2 separate regions of the Mus musculus genome follow, and region 2 is linked to region 1. The links are chromatin loops, found by intact Hi-C in ENCODE. Cell type or tissue: left cerebral cortex. All regions are shown on one strand. Links, peaks and the distances in the headings refer to the core of each region. The heading gives the core; the rest is flanking DNA. Region 1 holds the start of Fam53b (family with sequence similarity 53, member B). Region 2 overlaps Fam53b (family with sequence similarity 53, member B).

Region 1 (10,382 bases), core at 1,165-9,164:
ATCACATTGATCTGGATCTAAAGGCACAGAAATAAAACACCCACTAACTGCTTTAGACACTCCTTCATGCATATCAAAAGCAACCTTTACCCTCCTCTCCACACATGTGCTTAGGTGAACACTTCATTAGCTTGTTGATACAAGTTAGAGTTGGCTACACCCTTCCTTAATAAAATACACCCTTATTGTCTCCTGTTGCTTAAGAGCTGTAAGCTTGGAATTGGGGAGCTGTAACAGTGATGCCCAGTGAAGGATACATGATGCATACAATACACACAAGCAGCCTTCTATTTGCTAGGCTTCCTTTTGGGGGAAAGCCAAAAGAACCAGCATTGCTTTATCCCTGTGTCTCATATTGGTCTTAGAGGAAGAGACTAAGTAATCCCTGTATTTTATACTTTCCGGGGTGTTGCACGCTCTAAATCAGGTTAGTATTTATTGAAGATAATGGCAGAGTTACGGGTGGTCGTTTTTTAGATCTGTGGATTTATTTCTGAATTGGCCTGTGAATTTGCGTTTAGGTGTCTGGCTGTACTCTACGTCTGGTTCTGATTTGGTTGACCATTTAGACACGAATAAAGACTAGACAGAGCTTCCTCTTCCCAGCTGCTGCTTACCTAATCTTACATGCAGTTGACTGGGTTTGTGTCTGTCCTGAAGTAAACAGAACTTTAATACAGCAACCTAATGGACAGGACTTTTTATAATAAAGAGCCATCACATTTAGCATTAAGAAACCAAGATGTGATGACGTGTATGGAAGACTGGCAAAAGCCTTAATGTGTGTGTGTCTTTTTAGTCTTGAAGATTCAGACTTAGACAACTCCGTTGGTTACCCAGCTCCTTAAGGAGGGATTTTAGTCCTAGGCAAGGTCAAGAAAGGCTAAGAACCAGAAAAACAGGCTGTTTAGGGTTGGAACTGAGGTGTTGGCGCAGAGGAGCTCCCGTGACCCCCATCCGTGGAATTTCATGAGACTAACATGGTTCTGAAAGCAACAAGAGTAATGGCTGCGATAATTGTTTCCAGGCTTAGGACCCCTGGCATCTTGATTTTTTTAAGTTGACCTGATGAACTAGTAATTGCAGGGATAAATGGAATGTTTGCCAGCAGGAGTCACTCTAGGCCTCCCAATAAAAAAAGCTAAGTGCATTAAATTCTATTCTTACAGAGCTTGGAGGCTAAGGTGGTAGTGCTGTGATCAGGTGGCTTTTGGGAAGTGACCGTAAGTGTATTATAGTAGCCTCTGCTTTGCCCATGTGCCTGCCTTCTTTTGACAGAACATGTGGTTCTTATTCCTTTAAAAAAAAAAAAAACATAGCCCTTAACATGTTTCTTAAAAGGAAGTAATGTATTATGGATATTAGCATCTTTGTAGTCTGTGTATTAGCACACTTGGCCTTCTTAGAGTGATTTGATTATGTTCGAATCATCTCTCTGAGGTGAACACACATCCTTCCTTCTGATGAGCATCTTCATCTTATGGCAGAGTCTCTGAAATGAGCTGTAGTTAGTGTGAAATATGTTAGCTTATGCCTTTCTGAAAAGAATAGGTCCAGTGTGGTCACAAACTGAAATATTTCAGCAATAGCCATGAAATCTAATAGTTTCCCAAGTGCACACAAACTCAAAAAGTTAATTGTTCATTTATGTTTGATACTAGGATTGCAACATTGGATTAAAACCAATTAAATGTTCCTCGAAGCAACAGAAAAAGTTTCCTGATTTATGAATAGAACCATTCAAACGGTGCAGACACAATCCATGTAAAGTAATGAGGTGTTTTGTTTTTTTGGCAAAGGGGAACGCAAAACAGGCATAGAGTCTTAAAAAAAACTCTTAAAAATCTTTTTGGATAAGGTTAATAACACACATCAGCAGGAAGGAGTGATGGGAAATCTAGGACTTCATTTCACAAGGAACGTTATCCCCTCCCCCCCCAGGTGAGCTGCACAATGAAAATACTCTGCTTATTCTATCAGGGTTACATTCCTGCACTTGAGTCAACATCCTAAGTTACAGAACTAAACATGCCCTGCCTCTGCTTAGCAACCGCAAATCCTTCCTTCCCCAGTTGCATGTATTTTGGATGTGGCATCTGAAGTACAAATTCCTCAAATTCGATTGCACCCAGAGTCAGGAACAGTGCTTTATTATCCTAAAGTGTGACCGCACCAGAGTCCGTGCCACCTCCCTTTGCGGTCTTGTTCGCCACAGATTCTTTTAAACTGCTAAGCCAAACCCGGAAGCTGGCCATCTGAAGCCCACGAGGCCTGAGTTTCAATCCTGACTTGTGCGGTGCTACTTCCCTGAGCCCCGGCATCCAGGCGTGAGAGGTGCGTGGTGCGGGTTCACTGGACACCCGGCCACACTGACGGAGGCGCGCCGTGGACCCCCCCCCCTCTCCCCGCCCACCGGCGGCTGCGCGCACTGCACCTCGTAGCGGCACGCCGGGCGCCCCGGCCGCGACGCCGCCCGCACAGCGCCACCGAGTTCACGCAGCCGCGGTCGAGCTGCCCGGCGGCAGCAGTGGGCATTGGCGGCCTGGCCGAGGTCGGTTAAAGGGACGAGTTGCAAACAGTTCAGGAAGTGACAAGTCGATTTCCTCCTCCCCGGGAGTCGCTCGGTACAAAGCGCTCGGCGCCGGCCGGAGAGCGTGCGCACGGCGGACGCGGGCGTGCAGCCCGGACGACTTGGCGAGCGCTTGCAGTGACGGCCCGCGTCCGGCGCGCACAGTAAGCGACCCGGCCGGGCAACCGCGCCAGGGGGCTGGTCCGGAGTGGGGTCGGTGCGAGCTCCCCGGCGGCGGCGGCGGCGGGGGAAGTTGGGCTCGCGTGCGCTGCGCTCGCTCTTTCCTTCCTTAATGCTGCTGGCTTTCTTTCTCCCTGTCTCCTTGTTATACGGCGGATCCGGTGGTTTCTACCGGCGCCGACTCTTGCTCGCCCTGGTGCAGGCGTGAGACTTGTCAGCGCGCTGGCGGGGGACGAGCAAACCTAGCGCTGCCGAAAAGTCTGCGCTCCGCCGACCCAGCGGACGGCCGCGGAGACGGCTGCGTCCCGAGCAGCCTCCTCCTTTGAGGCTCAACTTGAGCCCTGGCTTGTGGCAGCAGCGAAGGCGCTGAGCCCCGAAGTTCCGCATCGTTTGCAGACAACTCTTTTGTTCACGGAAGTTTACACCCGCCACCCCTGGGATGCGGGCGCGCAGGGACGACTCCAAGGCTACACGACTGACCCGCGCGGTGTCGATGGGGGTGAGAGGGCGCTCTGCCTAGGGAGGGGGAAGCAGGCGGCGTGGCCGAGGCCAGGGCTTGAGGAGTGGGGGGTCGCCTGTGCCGGCGTGGTTTTTGCACATGGCGAAGAGGGCCGTCCGTCACAGGATACTAGCCTAGTCACATTTTTTTTTTTTTCTTTCTGCCAATCCTTGGTTTGCTAGCCGGTGGGAGTCAGGTTGCCAGCTAGGGGTTTCACTTGGTGGAACCGGGACCAAAGAGACTTGGAAACCCAGAATCCGAAGAGGGTGATTTGAGTTGACCCAAGTGTTTTCTCGACCCCCCCTCCCGCCCCCACATACACAAGCTCCTCTTCTACCCTCAGACTAGGGGAACAGTGCTTGCGGGTGAGTGGGACAAGGGCCTGGAATTGCGTGGGCAGGCTTGTTCTGGACCCTCGCCTTTGGACGCCCCCTGATGCTCCTGACCGCCGGGTTCGTTAACACGTACTGTACTTAGTACCATGGCGAACAAAGAAAAGCTCTTTGCAGCATTTGGTGAATGGGATTCTGCCTCCTATAGGCCACACTCTTGAGTTTTCCATACGGTAAAATTGGGACTCTGGTGTTGGGAAAGTGGCCCCCGTCGTGGGTTGCATTCAGGTCCTGGCCCCATTTGTGCTGCCGCTGCCGCCTCTGCCGCCTCGGTACTTGTCTCGCAGGAGTTGGTACAGATGGAGCTAGGCTGGTGGTGGTTCAACAGGAACAAATGTTTGTTGAATTATTGGACGGTGGAGAAAGGGACTGTTTTCTGTTGACTGCTTCAAGAGTTGGAATGACATTGTTTGTTGGCCCAGGAAGCCAGGCAAAATGTCTTGGGCTCCTTCAGCATATTAGCAGACCTCCAAATGACATGCTAGCATATGTGTTCCCAGCAGTCCCCACGCCTGGAAGGGGGGAAGCCCTCCTTGCTGAATCCTGGACTCCCGTTTTGAACGATATGACTTGATTTGAGGCTCTGGGGAAAGAATGGAGTCTGCGCACCCGTGCAACTCACGATCTTGACTGGGCCACCAAGTTTTGGTTTCATTTTAATTTTTCCACTTAGCAGGGACTTATCTCAGTTACAGTTCTGACAGTGAGTTGAAGGTCTGTAGATTCCCCTTCCCCCTTTGCTGTGCGCTAGATTAGCAGAAAACTTGTTCCAGGTGATAGGCCCCCTTTAGTGAAAGAAGGGTTGAGTATTAAGGTTAGTAACTGTAGTTGTAGACTCAGGGGGTGTGCGGATCCAGTTTCTGGACCCTGTGGTAGTCAAGAAATCTAAGAGGCTTGGGGAATGCCTGCGGTTTTCTTCCAAGTGTCCACATCGGGAACAAGATGCTCTTGAGACCAGTTCAGAATAGCTCTGGTCAAGGACTTGCGCCTACCCACCCCCTACCCCTCCCCCCCCCCCCCCCCCCCCGCACACACCACAAGAGTGTGATGTGCGTTCATTTTAACATCAAAGCAAGCATTCTGGAAAGGCTGGCTGCAGACCTTGGACTCTAAGGTTGTTGAAGGCAGGATAAGTTCACTGTTTTGGTTGATAATGATTCTAATCAGCTTCTCTCCCTTTGTTTCCAGTGTAGTAGGTATGTTATGGAAAGAGTTTTAGATAGATACTTCAAGGTCTTCATAGAGGAGTCACTCAACTGACATTTTACAGGAAGCCCTTCCTGGGTGCTCACCTGCTCCCCCACCCCCTTTCCTTCTCTCTCTCCTAACCGTCCCCTCTCTCCCACCCTCTCTTCCTCTGTCCCTCCCTCCTCACCTTTCTTTTGCTCCTTGTTAGTTGGTACCCCCTAGCATCCCCATCCTGTAGTTCCATAGTAGCTGGTTTGTTTTAAGTGAGTTCCTTGAGCTGGTGCTTGACCCATGATGGGAGCTCAGCCAAAGCTAGCTCTCCTCCTCCTCCAGGAGAGAGCTGTGTCTAAATGCTGTCAGCAGGGGGCACTGTGGAGCAATCTGGTGCCTGCAGAGCTCTTTAAAATGCACACCCTTCCCAGCCACTCCTCTTCAGCTGGCACTGAGGGTTGAGGGCTGGGTCCTCTGTCCCAGCTGAAGTGTCATTCAGGCATGAGACTTTCTAGGGTTAAATCATGCACAGTCTGGAAAACTTGTTTGTACCCATAAGAGGGGAAAAAAAAAACCCACTGAAGTAAACACTCAGGTCAGCACAACCGCCACCACTGTGCACACCTCTCTGATGTGTAATAAAAGAAACCTGCAGGCATAATTTGTTATGTAATATGCTGATAGTACAAGTTTTGGTTTTAGATGGGAACCAGATGTGGACAGACCCTGTTTAATTGCTCTTGAGATGAGGGGAGGGGGTGTTAATAGATTAAGTAGTTCTGCGAACCCCAAAGGTGGTTTGTTTTTTGCTTTGACTTAGGGGATAGCCCCAATCTCAGGGCTCTCTCTCCAGGTTACTGCCTCTCTGTCGGGACTGCTGCAGCTGTCCTTTTTGTCAGACTCCTCCTCTCTCAAAAGAGCCAGTTTGTTGCCAACGCGAAGCACATGGCTGGGTCTAGCTGGGCTCAGCGCTGCTTAGCTCTGCTGGGCTCTGTTCCTCCTCTTCTCTCTCCGTCCAGCTGCTGCCCTGCCCTCCACTGTGTGAGACAGAATGGCCCAGGGACTTGGGTCCTGCCAGAAGTGCTGAGTGCTCTCCTTCATAAACATTGTCCTGGAGGAGTGTGTTCACACTTGTTCAGTGAATACCTTTTCCCAAAACTTGTGCACTTAGTCTTCTCTGATTAATTTCTGTTTGTTTCCTGCCCAACTTTATGAAGATTTTTTTTTCTCTATACACTCGAATCACCTTTATTATTCTCCAGGGTTGGGGACTGCTTAGTAATAGCTGACCCCATTAACAGCAGCTTCATTGCTTGCTGGGATTGTGAACTTTGGAAACAAACCCAGAGGCTTAGATATGCTGATGTGCCCTGAGACTTGCTTAGAAAATTTTTGTTTTAGTACAGTTTACATTAACATGATTAATGGCCATGCCACTGAAAAGTCTATATTCAAAAGCAGCTCCCGTTCCCTAGGTTCTTCATATGGTGAAGTAAGGTTCCTTGCCAAACAACATTGTTTTAGGGTAACTGGGTTGGCTTAACGCAGACCTCTAGTGCGCGTGGTTTGGCCTGAAGGCTTGGCCTTTGCACGTTTGGAGTTATGGTTTTGATGGTGTCTGTCTTAATCGTAAGGAACCCAGGTCAGAGGGAACCTCTGTGAAAATGCTCTGAGGATCTGAGCAGAAACCAATGCTTTTTGAATAAAGTGGGAGAGATTTGGCTGCAGGATGTTTTGGAGGGGTGCTGGGAGGCTGGAGCCAAGGACAAGGTTGTCCCCTACCCCTAAGTGAATGGAGACACTTGAGCTTTTCTGAAAAAGAAAAAAAAAAATAGAGATGTCCTTGGTCGTCCTCCCCCCACCTCCCCCTCCGTCGTTGTTAAATGCCAATTGATTGAGAGGGAAAGCGCTGCTGGGTGGGTCTGCGGGCAGCCTCGGGAACCAAGAAAATAAAAACACTTTCGAAGGACTCGGCAAGAGTTTGCATTTCAAAGGGTCTACCTTGTAGACTTTCACATCACGTCAGGGGTTACAGAGAAGTGTGACAGGCACCCCCACTCTTTTAACCGGTCTCTCTCTCCTGCTGTGGGGGCTGGAGGGGAAGCTGCCTTTTGCTTGGGGGATGGGAACAGTGTGGCCAGATCTTGCTAGGACTTCATAGAAAGGAGAGCAAACCTCAGAGTCATCCTTGAATCTCTAGGGGGGGGGGGGGGGGGGAGTACTTTTCCCACTGTGTCACTCTCAGGCCGGCGACAGCAGGTCGTGTTGGTAAACAGCCCATCTGACCCCTGGACCGGGTAGCAGGCCGACATTTGATTCTTCCTCTCACCCTTTCCCTTCTTGCACTATACAAAGAAGCAGATTCTTGCCCAGTGCTAGTGTAATGCTGCCCCCAAGGCTGTAGCCCAGTAGATGCAGGCTGAGACTCACGGGGGAGGGGTGTGTGGAGCCCGGCCTCCTCGAGTACGGGCAGCCCGCACTTCCACAGAGGAAACTGAGGCTCTGAGAAACCAGATACCTGGTCCAAGGCCACACAGCTGGAAGGCAGAGAAGCCAGTAGCAGCTGCTGAGTCTGGCTGGCTGAAAAGCCTGCTTTTCCCCTCCACCCTGCTATCAGTCTTGAGTGTCACAAGCTAGAGGCACTAGGTTCTGTTTCATCTCAAAGCATAAATTTTGTTTAGTCTTGTTAGCACAACAGCAAAACTTAACATTTTTAACTGCCCGTTTCTCCACGCCTCTCCCTGTCCTGTGCCCACCCACCCCCCCACCTTGTTTTTTTCTTTTTCTTTAATTGAACTCTTGAATTCTATCTTCTGCAGGCCCAAAGGCGGGGCCCTAGCTGGGGGACTGAGATGTTTTGCTTGAACTTTCAAAAGACAGATTCACAAGAAAATGTAATTATTCCCAGTGACCTTCTGGGGGAAACAGGAAGTAAATTTGGCAGCTCCAGCCTCCCCATTTATTCAGATTCCATTTTTTCCACTCAAGAGATTGTTAAAAGGGTTTTCAAAAGGCCTGTGGGCCTTTTTTTTTTTTAAGTCTAGCTTTTTATTTTTATTTTTATTTTGCATTTGTGATCCAGATGTCTGAAAGTAAATTATGTTGCGGTGCTTGCCATCCCAGGTTCGTACAAGTATCATATTTTGTTTACATGTCTGAAGTAATCAGAGAACACAGTTGCACATCTTCCAGCACAGGGGAACTGGGTCTGCCCCTGCCAGTGCTGGCCCGACTCCTCATCCCCAGACAGATGGTTGGTTCAGTGCAGGCAGTCCAGTGTGTGGATGTGCTGTGGCTGTGGGGGTGTGCTCTTCAGCAAGGCCTCCCTGCCTAGGTCTCCGACCTTTCTTTCTCTAAAGTGTGTGTGTGTGTGTGTGTGTGTGTGTGTGTGTGGGGGGGGGGGGGGAGTGATGTTAGATCCCTGTGTGCTGAATTTTTAGATGGCAGGGCAGTCGCCTTCCTGCATGGCTGTGAATTACTTACTGTAGAGGTTTTTTTTTAAAAAAAAACAAAAAAACAAACCTAGTTGCCTGACTATGCAACTTCCAAGCATGGCTGGGGTCTGGGGCTGGGGGTGGGGTCGGGACTCAAGCACTGGTATTTCTAATGCTCCTGAGTTGATTCTGTTGGACACTTGAGACTGAGGGACAGGGCAGACCCTACCATACTTTGGTCTCTTTAGCAGGGGATTAGGGGCCTTCTGGTGCAGGCGAGGAGCAAAAGCCTTTGGAATTTTCCACTGCTGCCTCCTCCTCCGTCTCTGTGAAGAAGAATCTGAAAGGTACTCACCTCTGGGCGAGGTGCCCACTGTGGACGGCATCCAGGTAGTTCCTGTTTCTGTTGTCAGGAACCCAGTCTTTGCTCAGGGTTCTTGAGATCTCTGAGTTACCTACCTCAGTGCTGGGGAGGGAAGGAGGCCGCCCAGGCTGTGTTTTCAGAGTGGTTCTCTAAAGCAAGCTTCCCCTGGACTCCATGGAGGTTTGTTTAACACATGATGGTTTCAGGGGAGGCAGGATGCAGCTCAGGGCCAGGGCACAGCTCAGTAATCTTTCTATGGAAATGAGGGTCAGACCTGGATTTACCTCATAGCTCAAAGCTATTCATAGGGTTACAGTGTGTAGAGCTGGCCAGTGGCCTTGGGGAGAGACCTTCTCCGACCTCCCAGTTCAGACTAAAGGAAGAGAGTTCCACCACTCTGGAAATAAGGTGACTGCTGAGATTGCCTGTACCCCCCTCCTCTCCTGAGCCTTCACCCGCTGATCTCTCCTCCTGGGATCTCATCCCAGCCTCAGACCATCTGCTTCCACACAGGTGCAGGCTGACCACATCACTGCCGCTCAGAGCTCTTCAACCAATCAGCGCATACTCGCTTGCTCTTGGCGGGTGACAGAGCCATTTTCTGCCTCTCTGCAGGCCCATGCTTACCTCAGCTGAGAGGTGGGTGGATGGCTCAGTGTGCTCAGCCAGTGTTCCTCACTGAGAGATGGGGCGGGATGGAAAGGCCCGAAGCCAGGGCAAGATATGATTCATGAAAAAAGGTGTTGGCCTCTAAGCCCCTAGATCTCTGTGGCAGTGAGTGAGATTAGTTTGGACCCGGTACAGGGCAGAGAGAGGGCGAATTCTCCACGATAGGTTTTCCCACGTTTATCCTGCAGACATTGCCTGGGTCTTGCTGAGTGTCCAGCTTGGAGATAGGCAACTTGCTTCATTAGTTTACTCGTTGCTCAGCGCACTGGCCCCATGGTATTGCTTAGAGGAATCTCTTGCCCTCTTGAGAAGGTCTCTAGGATTTAATCTCAGCCCTCCTATCATGCCGTACCTTCTCCACCAATTCTAAGGAAACAGACTTTTTGCTATAAGCAGTGTGCACTCCTGCCAGGAGGGGCCTTGAATAATCCGTGTGGTAGGTTTCTTCTGTCTGCTCCATTCACCTTGTCACATGGAGGCCACCTTCCCTCCCAAGCTGAAGCACAAAGTACTGTCCCTGCCAGACAAAAAGCCCAGCTGGAGGAGGCTTTGGCTGCTCTGGCGCTCACACTGGCCAAGGGCCTGGAATCAGAGGGAGGTTCTGCAGGCTTACTGTCAACAGTCTTTCTGCATGTTTAGAGGTGAATGCTAATGTCCGGATGCGACTTGCCATCTTCTGGGTGGAGGGGGAAGGACTGTCTCTTGGTGTCAGTGAGTAGGGTGTATGTCTGTGATTCTGTGTCTTTAAAAGGTGTAGAGAGAATGCAGGGTGGTCTCTCTGGCATAGTTCTACAGACTGGGCCCTGGGAATTGTGTCTCCATGAAGTCCCTCTAGCAGCCATGTGACTTTCCCAGTTGTAAGATCCTGGGTACTATACTGCTTCCTAGCTAGGCCTCATTTGTCTGCTACTGTCTCTGGGCCTCAGGCTCCATAGCTTGCTTGCACGCCTCCAGTGTTTCAAGAGGATCCAGTGAGGATTTGGGTTTTTTTGTTTGTTTGTTTGGTTTGGTTTTGTCTGTAAAGCCCCTGTCAGAAGGAGGGTGGTGCCACGTGGAGGGATGTAAAATAGGAGATGGCTGGCAGGCAGAGGTTCTG
Region 2 (10,382 bases), core at 1,482-9,481, 98 kb after region 1:
CCATTATTGATCCATCTTTCTTGTGCCATGATGTCTCACTCAGCTCAGGCCAGTAGCCTGGAAGGCAGAAGGGACCTCTGAGGTGTGCCCAGATACTGCTGTGGCAATGAAGGAATGCATCCTGTGACTATGGGTTTACACTAGACAGCAAATCCCAGCATCAGCAGGTTTACAGCTGGCTGGGGGTCTTCTGGCCTGAAACCCAGAGCTGAGCCCCTCAGCACCTCAGCCTGTTTTTTTTTTCTCTTTTATTTATTTCTTGATATTTATTTATTAGGCAAATTGTGGATGGGTGTGTTTGCTGTTGTGAGCTTGTGGAAGTCTGAGAACAACTTTTGGGGGGGGGGGTCAGTTCTCTAGGGATTGAACTCAGGTCGTCAGGCATAGTGCCTTGTCTTTGTCCATTGAACCAACTTGTTGGCCTCTCCTTTCTTTGTTAATTGAAAGAGCCCAAGAAAAGTGAACCAATCAGGAGGGTGTCTTTTGTGGAGTGTCAGGAACAGTGTGTGTGCCTGTGACAGGCACAGCCACCTTCCCCTAGAGAGAGCACCTTTCATCTTCTGTCTGTTGAGCCTGTTTTAATAGCCTGTTTGCAGTGGCAGCCAGCAGACATCTTTATTTCAAAGCGACACAAACACTTTGGCCTTTGAAAGGATTGGGGCCCTTGGGACAGGTCTGTGCCTTTCATTGGCAGGTGAGAGGCAGCAGGTGCTATTAAGTTCCTGTGCACTGGGGAAAAGCCAAAGCCTCTTTCCCCGGTTGCTACAGGGCCTTTGAGGGAAGTCAGGCGGGCCACGAGTGCCCCTTGCTGCAACAGCCCCTGTCCACGTCTGCTTAGGAGACCCACATTCGAACTGTGTTGTTGAATCTCTGGTTTGGTGGCACCACCTGACACTCCGGTCAGTGGCTTAAGACAGTATTGTCTTCGATGGTTCCTTCAGCTATCCCTGGTGCCTCACCAGGGAGAAGCTCTTGTGCAGCCACACTTCCTGCGGCTGTTACTATAACACCTCTTTCCGATGAGGCCACTGAGGCCCCCAGCGGCTGAGGGCTAGAGGCAGTCGAGCCTGCTCCTCCTGCTGCAGATCAGTGTGGGTCAAAAGTACCGTCCTCTAGATACCAGCTTCTTCAGCTCCAGGAGGAACCCAGAACTCAAGACCAGATCCCTGAATGGTTCTGATAGTACTCAATTAAGACGTCAGATAAAGATTTCAAATGCCCCCTCCCTGCCCCGCCCCGCCCCGCCCCATCCCACCTCTTTCTGGACAGAGGAAGTGGGTAGGGTAGGGGTTATGGCCACAGCATAGCCTGGTGCTGATTCCATCTAACTTGGCCCCCTTCTCGTAAGAAACATGATATTGTGTCAGTGAGCTCACGGCCACCCTAGTCTGTGTCTCTTGTCTGAAAGGACATGTGGAATCTGGGTCATTCACTAGTTTTATTTAATACAGTGTGGCCATGGGTATTCATGTGGGGCTGGGGATGTAGTTCAGGTAGAGGATAAAGTTAGCACATGGAAGGCTCTGGATGTCCAGCCTCCAGTACCACCAAGAAAAAAGTCTTGTATCTGTTCTTCCCACAGACCTTAAACTGTCTTCTCAGACTCAGTCAAAACCTCAGATTAAAAAAACATTCAGGGGCTGGTGAGATGGCTCAGTGGGTAAGAGCACCCAACTGCTCTTCCGAAGGTCCAGAGTTCAAATCCCAGCAACCACATGGTGGCTCACAACCATCCGTAACAAGATCTGACTCCCTCTTCTGGTGTGTCTGAAGACAGCTACAGTGTACTTACATATAATAATAAATAAATCTTTAAAAAAAAAACATTCAGGAAGAGGCTAGAGAGAAAATTCAGTGGTTAAGAGCACTAACTACTCTTCCAGAGGTCCTGAGTTCAATTCCCCGCAACCACATGGTGTCTTACAACCACCTGTAATGGGATCTGATGCCCTCTTCTGGTGTGTTGGAAGACAGCCAGTGTACTCATACATTAAATAAATTAATTAATTAATCTTTAAAAAAAACCACTCAGGGAAAACATTGTATCGGCACATAAAGAGCGAAGGGCACAGTATTAGCAGCCTCTGCTGAGCATCTGCATCATAGCAGGTATAGTTCTCAGCTGAGGGCTGACTGCACACATCACGTTAGGTAAGGATGTGCGCACTGAAGAGGGAGTGGGTCCTGGCTGGACAAGGGACACCTGGGATGAAATAGCCTTAGATCAGACATCTTGTTACCAGGCCACCTATTAAGTCTGAGGTTTGCCCACCTCACCGCAGCTGCCCACAAGCTGGGCCTCATCACATTTTTGCCTTTTATGTAGTGACTGGCCACAGGTTGTGTTCAGTGGCCAGAGGCACTTCTTCATGAACCATCCTCAGACTTGGTGATCTTACTACAGCCTGGCAGATTAACTACCAGCTAGGCTTTGTGTGGTTATGTAGGATGTGTGGTCTGAGGTTCCAAAGCGAGTCTGGCCTCTTCACTGACCACTGTATCTCTTCCTCCACAGAACTGTCAGACCTTCAGCAGCCTCAGTTGCCTGAACATGGGGGTGGACGACCACAGCTCCCAGAGCCCCTTTGCCCTCGTCAGCAGTACCCGATCCTGGACCGCATTGCTCTCAGCCTCCAGCCCAGGGGGCAGGACTCCTGCTGGGACCCCAGTTCCTGAGCCTGTTCCCCACTCCTTTGATGACCAGTTCACCTGCCAGGAGGACCTATCCTGTGACGAGTCAGATGGCTGCAGTCTAGATGAGGATTGCTGCAGGAAGGGGGATCCGGCCACATCCTGGCGGGACCGGGGAGCCTGCACGAACAGCCTCTGCTCTTTGGATGGCGAGCTGGACATTGAGCAGATAGAGAACAACTGAGGGCCCTGACCTGGGGAGGAGGCACTCCTCTAGGCCTTAGGTCACTCTAAGGGGGACCTGGCTCCTGGGTCTGACAGAGGCTCCTCCAAAAAATGGAGCCCACCCATTTTCAAAGGAACCAGCCATCACCCTGTAGTGCCCAAATTTGTGAAGGCAACTTGGCCACACCTCACAGGCGACAGCTGGCCTCCCACCAGTTCCATGGAACTACTGTAGCCCAAAACAGGTTTTCGGTTTGGTATCCTCCTCTTTGTTCCTTACGGAGTGCTGGGTAGCCACCATTTTCCAGTAGGGCTGGGCCAGCTGCACCCTTCAGGTAGGATGCCGGGGGCCTGAGCCCCCTTATAGCCTTGCTCAGGTTCCTTCTGGGGAGTTACCCAAAGCCTCCTTTACTTAGTTTACTCCGTGCCTTCTCTCCCAGGTCTCCCTGGCCCAGGCTTGGGAAGGTTCGGGAGACACCTCTTGTAGTGACAGCAGACCGTGTGGCCTTAATCCATTTGGGGCACTGGCAGGGATTCTGGGATAATCCATGTCCCATTTTTCGGGATCAGGGGATAGTTAGGAATGACCAGAAGCCATCCATATTGGGTAGGCATTTGGTGGTTGTGTTGACTGAAAGGTGGGCCCACCAGCTCTCCCATGTCACCAAGAATCACCCACACCTCTGCCACCTCAGGGGCTGCCTTGGCAAGGCTGACATTGGTAGCCTTCCTTCTGTCCCCAGTCCCTGAGAGCTGAGCTCAGTGAATTCAGCTGTGTATAGAGATGTCAGTGGCAAGATGACCTCTTCATAGTGTCCTCAGGATCTACAAACAGGTGCAGAAGTCTCGGCCCTGTGTACATTCCTGGGTAGAGGGATGTCTGCTGGCTGCTTTGCAGGCTAGCCACTCTGCAGGCTCCTCTCTGTAGCAGTCTATGTTGGGGGCCTGCAAGCCTCCACCACATTCCTAGCACATTGTTGCTTGTTCACAGACACTGCTGGCTTTAATGAAAGCATACCACCGTTGGCTTCAAGACACCCCCCACCCCCAGTCCACTGATGTGAGCCTAGCCCCAGGCTCTCCTCTGCAGGCCCAGCCACAGCATGGCTTGAATCACACTCCCCCTTGCAGCTCCTCACTCCCAGCATAATTCCCAGAGGGCATCCGTTCCGGCAGCTCCCCTCAGTCCTCCCTGCAGACATGCTACAGGGCTCTGCACGCTGGGACTCTGGCTTTTAGCAAACTTGGCATCTTCTGCAGACAATAGCAAGTGGGCTGGCTTACACAAGTGGCTTGTTTTCCCATAAGGCTAAAAATAACTGGTGCATTCTCTTGGGTTTGCGGACATGTGATCTAGGCACATTTGTAGTTGCTCTGCTGTGCCTACCCTCTGAGATTTCACTGTCTGCTGGCTGAGCCCAAATGGCTGTTACCTTTCTCCTAAAGAAAGACCTTGATGGGAACCTTTTGTTTCAACTTTAATTTGTCCATACACCAGAAGAACCGAGGCTCAAGTTCTGATGTATAAGGCAATGTTTCTCTAAAACCAGACCCAAAGTACAGGAAGCCCCGCTCCTATAACCCCAGGTTGGGTAGCCTGGTGGGTCCCTGTGGTGGTGGTCGGGGCCCAGCTGGCCTTGGGGGCACTGAGAAAGCAAAGTAGAAAGCTGGTGGAGGCATGACCTACAAGCCCTGCCTGGTGGATCACAGAGGAAGGTAGTTGAGAGGGCGTGGGATGCACACCCCAGTGCCCTGGTTCCCAGAAAGCCCACAGTGAGGGATTCTGTTATCTGAAAGAACTTTATGGTCCCTAAAGCTATTCCCACTCCCCCACCCCCCAGGAAAGGAGAGGCTGGGCTCTGTCCCCTGGTCTGCTTCACACAGGCTGTTAAGGCCAAAGCACAGAACAGTTGCCAGCTGCCTCTCCTGAGGACTGGGACCTGAGCTCCTGGTGGCAGGTGTGTGTCTTAAGGCTGATGTGTGGCCGGCTTGTCCGTAGACTAGCTCTCTTGAGCCTGCTGGCGGAAGGACAAACAGGAACTTGCTGAGTGACAGCTTCATCTTTGCTTCCTGCCTCTAGGAGACTGTTCCCTGGGCGGCAGTACTCCAAACCCGGGGTGGGGGTTGGCCCTTTGCAGTTTCCTCAGGCTTTTCTTGATGTCCCTGTCCCACTAAGGCCTCAGTCCAAGCACCCAGCAAAAGCAGCCAGAAAAGATGGTGGTAGCTTTTCTGCCTAGTGTGTTCATTTGCTTTCTGATGTTCTTTTCATCAAGTAAAGCAGGTTTTGTCTAGAAGGTTTCCAGTCAGCTTTCAGCAGTTGTGTGACCCAGACAGACCCATTCATCCACCCCATTCACTGGCCCCCAGACCTCTGGTCTTGGATCTCCTGGAAGAAGGTTCACCTGGGAGGTCCACTCTGTCTCCTGTGTGCGTGGCAGCACAGGCAGCAGGCAGACTGGCTCACCCGAGTGCCACACCCCAGAGAAGCTGAGGGTGGGCTTCACCACTCACCTGCCTAGGCAGCCTCCACCAAAGCCGACTGGGCCTCTTAGCACGTGACATCCCGTTCACTCCAGAAGCCACTGAACCGACAGAGTTGCCCTAAGCCGGGTACCTGACCTGAGTTCAGGGTAGCAGCCTAGACAGTTTACATGACTGCCCACTCCTGCCTTACTCCTGGGTGGTGAAGGTAGAAGCTGGCCAGCACCACGGGCTCCCTTCATGTAGGTCCATGGAACTTGTTCTGCCCACACATGCAGATGTGTATTCTCAGAAAGCCTTACTTTAAAAAAAAAATTTTTTTTTGTAGCAGGAAAGTTTTCTAAATTTGTATGCAGAAAGTTAAATAAAATGAAGGCCCACATTAAACAGGACATGCTCACTCCCCCAGTTTCTAGATGGGTCTCCTATGCAGACCAATGGCCATATTTTATTATGGGTTCATTTAGTGTTCACAGCAGTTAGAACTCACCCCTGGATCCTGCAACCCATTTCCACTGATGTGGTTAAAATTACTTGAATGATGGCCACTTAAAACGTAAGCCAGGGGCCAGGGCTCAGGGACGCTCCGCCCATACAACCCATGATGCTGCCCCTTGCCATGCCCATGCTGCTGGTCCCACCCCTGCCCCTGGTGCCAGGCCTCTGAAGGAGGCAGAGAAAGATACTCTAGAATTGCAGACTGATGGAGCTCCTTTAGGCTAGATAGGATAGCCTGACGTAGCATAGTCTCATTGGCAAATGAACTGCATCGTCAGTGTTTGGGGGCACCCAGGGGTCAGGGACAGATGAGCCCACAGGCCGTGCTAGGGCCACGTGTGCCGTCCCAGCCAGGCAGCAGCAGCAGCAGCAGCAGCAGCAGCGGTACTGTTTGAGGCAGTGTGGTGAATGGCGTGGTGAGCCAGAACCCATCAGGGCTGCAGCCTGTAGGCTGCCCATGCTGGGTCTGCTCGTTAGCACCACGCACCATCGCCTGCCTCCCCCCCTGACAGGCCGTGACTGTCTTGCACTACAGCCACTCTAGTCTCAGGAATTTGCTTGTTCCTTTTACTGTGTAAATAAAGCTTCCTGGTCCAACACCCGGCTGCCTGCGCATGGCTGTGTGCTTTTTGTTGGGGGCAGTGAACCAGCAGCTCTCCTGTCAGCTCTGGACTGGGAGAACTGCGGGACGGACTTCTGTCCCCATGCCTCAGAGAGAAGGCGAAATGCTGGGTGGCTGTGGGAGTAACTGCTGCCCATAGCCACAGCCGCCATCGCAGGGAGCCGCAGAGGAGCCAGAGACATTGGCATGGGGGGGGGGGGGCATGGTGTGCTGCTACTTCCAAGGGAGCAGGAGAGGAAGCTGCCCTGGCTGAGAGGCAGGCCACTAAAGAGACCCTGGAGGCCGTAGAGCTGGGCTGTCAGCTCAGGGCCTCGCCCCCGCGGAGGGCAGCGCAGTTCAGAGCTCTGCTTCTTGGGCTGTGGAGATACTAGAACACACAATTCACCCCTGGGATGGGCACACAATCCAGTGCTTACCCTCCAAACCAGACACCTGAGTAACTACAGCTCAGGAGAGCACTGTGTCTGCAGTCCTGAGGACCCCAGCAGAGAGGTACACTTAATGTCTGTCACCCAGTGTTGGTCCCTGTAACTGACCATGGAATGTTCTCCCAGAGCCTCTGCTATGGCCAGACCATCATAGTCTGGAGGTGACATCCTGGACCACTCTTCTGTTTTGCTGCTTTGGCAACAGATCCCTTGTCAAACTATATGTGAGTGTGTATCTTAAGAGGCGGTGGACAGAGAGATGGCTCCGTGGTTAACCAGAGGACCCAGAGTCAATCCTCAGCGCCCATACAGGAGCCATAATCATCTGGATTATATATATAGTTCCAGGGGATACAGTGGCAGTGTACATGGCATAGGGACATGCAGGCAGAACATCCATAAACTACATACATACATACATACATACATACATACACACACACATATGAAAGAAAAAAGAAGTGTTCCAGAGTGGTGGCACATATCTGTAACCCTAGTCAGCACTCTGGAGGCTGAAGCAAGAGGATTGCGTATTTAAGGTCAGCTTGGGCTAAATATCAGGATCCTGTCTCAGAACTCCCCCCACAAAGCCACCCTTTGTGGTTGGGGGTGGGCGTAGCTTGGCAGGTAAAGGCCACCACATACACACTGGCACACACCCACACACCATATACACAGTTAAAATCAGGGCGTGAGAGCAAGGTCCCAGGCTGGCCATTCAGTCTTCCTAGGACACCAGCCTTCTGCCTTTCATATACGGTAAGTAGTTCACAATAGCAGGACAGAGGGCAGGAAGGCCACAAGCACAGTCCTGCTCCTTAGATTCACAATGGCCTTGAATGACCCAACTGCCCCCCTAACCTGCACCTCCTACTCTCCAGTGGTACCAGCCTCGTTCTAGCCCTGCCCCAGCTCAAGTTGACAACATGCACAGGACTCTGTCCTGATGCCTCCCCACACTGCTGTCTCCTGCACCAAATATGAGGTCTTCTGAAAATAGGATCCTGTTCGCAGCCAGGCTTGGGCTCACTCGATGCCCTGTTGTCTGACAGCAGTAGGCCTCAGCGTTCTGCAGTCCCCAAGCCCGGCTGGTTCAGGGGTCCACCCATCTAGGGATGTTCCCAATCACTAAGTAGGCCCCCTGTCTATACACGGAATGGTGGGCCAACGGGCTTCTGGGAGAGCAGCTCTTTCCCAAAATGTGGGTAGGGAAAAGTCCCTCCCCACAAAATGCCCAACCTGGGCAGTGACCTTCAAGTGGCTACTGTTTTTTGTTTTTTGTTTTTTTAACTTTTTGGTTGTATTTCCTACGTAATAATGCTCCTACAACCCCAAAACTTGGTGCAAAATGCTCAGTCTGCCTATTATCCATGGAAAAGCTGGTGTGATAATGATAATCACACTGGCTTGTAAGGTGGGTCCCTGAGCACCCTGTAGACTCAGCACATGGTTGGGTCTTCCCATTTTAAAGAGATCTGCAGGAGGCTTTCTTCCTGCCTGTTCCACCTGCTAAGGATGTAAGAGTCAGAGGCAGATGAGTCCCTTGTGGCTGACTGCTAGGTAGCTGAAGATCAAGAGAAGGGGAGGCTGTGCTGCTGGGTAGTGCTGCCACCCTGAGAAACATCAAGGCAAGAGGGTAGTCCTCTAGGGGAGTAGGAATGGATCCTCTCAGGAGGGAGAGGACAGCTGAGCACTGGATGATTGCAGCCCCGAGGTCACCACAGGCCATCTTCACGGGATTGCAGGCAAGGCTGGAGGGAGCATCTTAGAATCCGTCTTCAGAAAGAGCATAAGACACAGGCTAGACCTTGAGTCTCCACTCTCTCTTTTACTCCTAGAGACTCCTTGGAAGAGTCACTTTAAGGACCATTTCTCTGAGTTCACTGTGGCTCAGAGGATAGTGTGGTCTCTGACCAGATCATATAGGGCCTGAAGCCCACTCCTTGGCAGAAAGAGAAAACCCAGCTTATCTGGAGAGACCAGCCAAGGAGAGCCAGCTTGGTCACTGCTCAGGAAAAAAAAGGGGGGTGGGGGAGAGAACCCCAATACCCATGGGGCACACTCATCAGCAAGCACAGCCCACTGCAATGGCTCCAAGTGGCCTGAGCTACTGGGGGAACTCTACTGGAGCTTTCTGTATATCCAGCTAAGAGGCAAAAGGCCATCCATCCCTTGAAGGTGAATGGCACTGGCCAGACTGGTGGCCCCTCATCCTGATGCAGATACTCAGCCAATTTCTTCCTCTGAGAGCCTAGAGGTCAACCTGCCCACTAAGGCCCCACTGGTGTGTTCACCGTGCCAGAGGGAGTGTCGTTGTCTAGGGAAATCTCAGAGGACCTCTGACTCCTTTACGTGTGTACAGTTGCACAGTGCGTGCACACATGCAGAGGCCAGATGTCAAACTCAGTTTTGGTCTTCAGACTACGTCGCCCTCCCCCCGGTGTGTGTGTGTGTGTGTCTGTCTGTCTGCCTGCCTATGTCTGTGTAAGCCAGAGGTCAGTGTCAGATGTCTCCCTCAATCTTTCTACCTTACATTTTTATTTTTCACTATATTTATTTATATGAGCGTGTGCAAGTCTATGGGCCACAGCCTAGGTATAGAGGTCAGGAAACAATCTACTTGTAGGAGTCAATTCTCTCCTGTCATATGGGTCCCAGGGATCAAACTCAGGTTGTTAGGCTTGGTGGCAAATGCCTATTCACTGAGCCATCTTGCCTGTTATTTTTTTTTTTTTTTTTTTTTTGGAATAGTATTTTACTGAGCCTGGAGCTCACTGACTGGGCCAGGCATGGCTGTCTATCTAGCTCCCAGGATCCTCCTGTCTGCACCTGCTTAGCATGGGATTACAACTGCACACTTCGGGGCTAGAGAGATGGCTCAGCAGTTAAAAGTACTAGTAAGCTGCTTTTCTAGAGGACACAGGTTCAATTCCTAGCACCAACATGATAGCTCACAACTGTAACTCTAGTTTCAGAGCTTCTGACACCTTTACACACACACACATGTAGGCAAAACCCCAATGAAAATAAAAATAAATTATTTTTTAAAAGTACATACTGGTAACACCCTCTGTTGTTGTTTGGTTCTTTGGTCTTCTTGGAGGGCTTCTCAGTGTAGGCTTGGCTATTCTAGAACTCACTCTGTAGACCAGGCTGGCCTCGAAGTCACAGAGATCTGCCTGCTTCTGCCTCCCAAGTGCTTGGTAGTTTGAGGGGGTCAATTCCAGCCTCATGATTAAATGGTGTCTTAGTCAGGGTTTCTATTCCTGCACAAACATCATGACTAAGAAGCAAATTGGGGAGGAAAGGGTTTATTCAGCTTATACTTCCACACTGCTGTTCATCACCAAGGGAAGTCAGGACTGGAACTCAAGCAGGTCAGGAAGCAGGAGCTGATGCAGAGGCCATGGAGAGATGTTCTTTACTGGCTTGCTTCCCCTGGCTTGCTCAGCTTGCTCTCTTAGAACCCAAGACTACCAGCCCAGGGATGGTCCCAC

The links. A loop is a pair of places that touch in the nucleus more often than their neighbours do. Peaks named below come from ENCODE experiments on the same cell type or tissue, not always from the same donor. Only the 100,000 strongest peaks of a DNase experiment are listed, where the experiment ranks them.
Region 2: a loop joins it to region 1, with 4 times the contacts of the local background. A loop is called at or near these places in 11 of 42 quality-filtered maps.

What each region holds. Positions count from the first base shown.
Region 1 is chr7:132,805,932-132,816,313 of GRCm38, reverse strand. It overlaps Fam53b (family with sequence similarity 53, member B), which reads left to right and starts at 2,466. Exons shown (of 5, transcript NM_001381858.1): 1 at 2,466-2,733. In left cerebral cortex, for the core only: CTCF peaks have their summits at 2,417, 3,805 and 5,187 (motif pointing right); DNase peaks (open chromatin) are centred at 6,911, 7,216, 8,038, 8,655 and 6 more places; H3K4me3 peaks cover 4,505 bases; H3K27ac peaks cover 7,162 bases.
Region 2 is chr7:132,708,136-132,718,517 of GRCm38, reverse strand. It overlaps Fam53b (family with sequence similarity 53, member B), which reads left to right. Exons shown (of 5, transcript NM_001381858.1): 5 at 2,516-6,434. The coding sequence ends at 2,875. Among named protein-coding and RNA genes, the nearest start is that of Fam53b, 100 kb to the left of the region's middle. In left cerebral cortex, for the core only: a CTCF peak has its summit at 1,941 (motif pointing left); DNase peaks (open chromatin) are centred at 4,127, 4,920, 5,546, 6,358 and 1 more place; H3K27ac peaks cover 4,679 bases.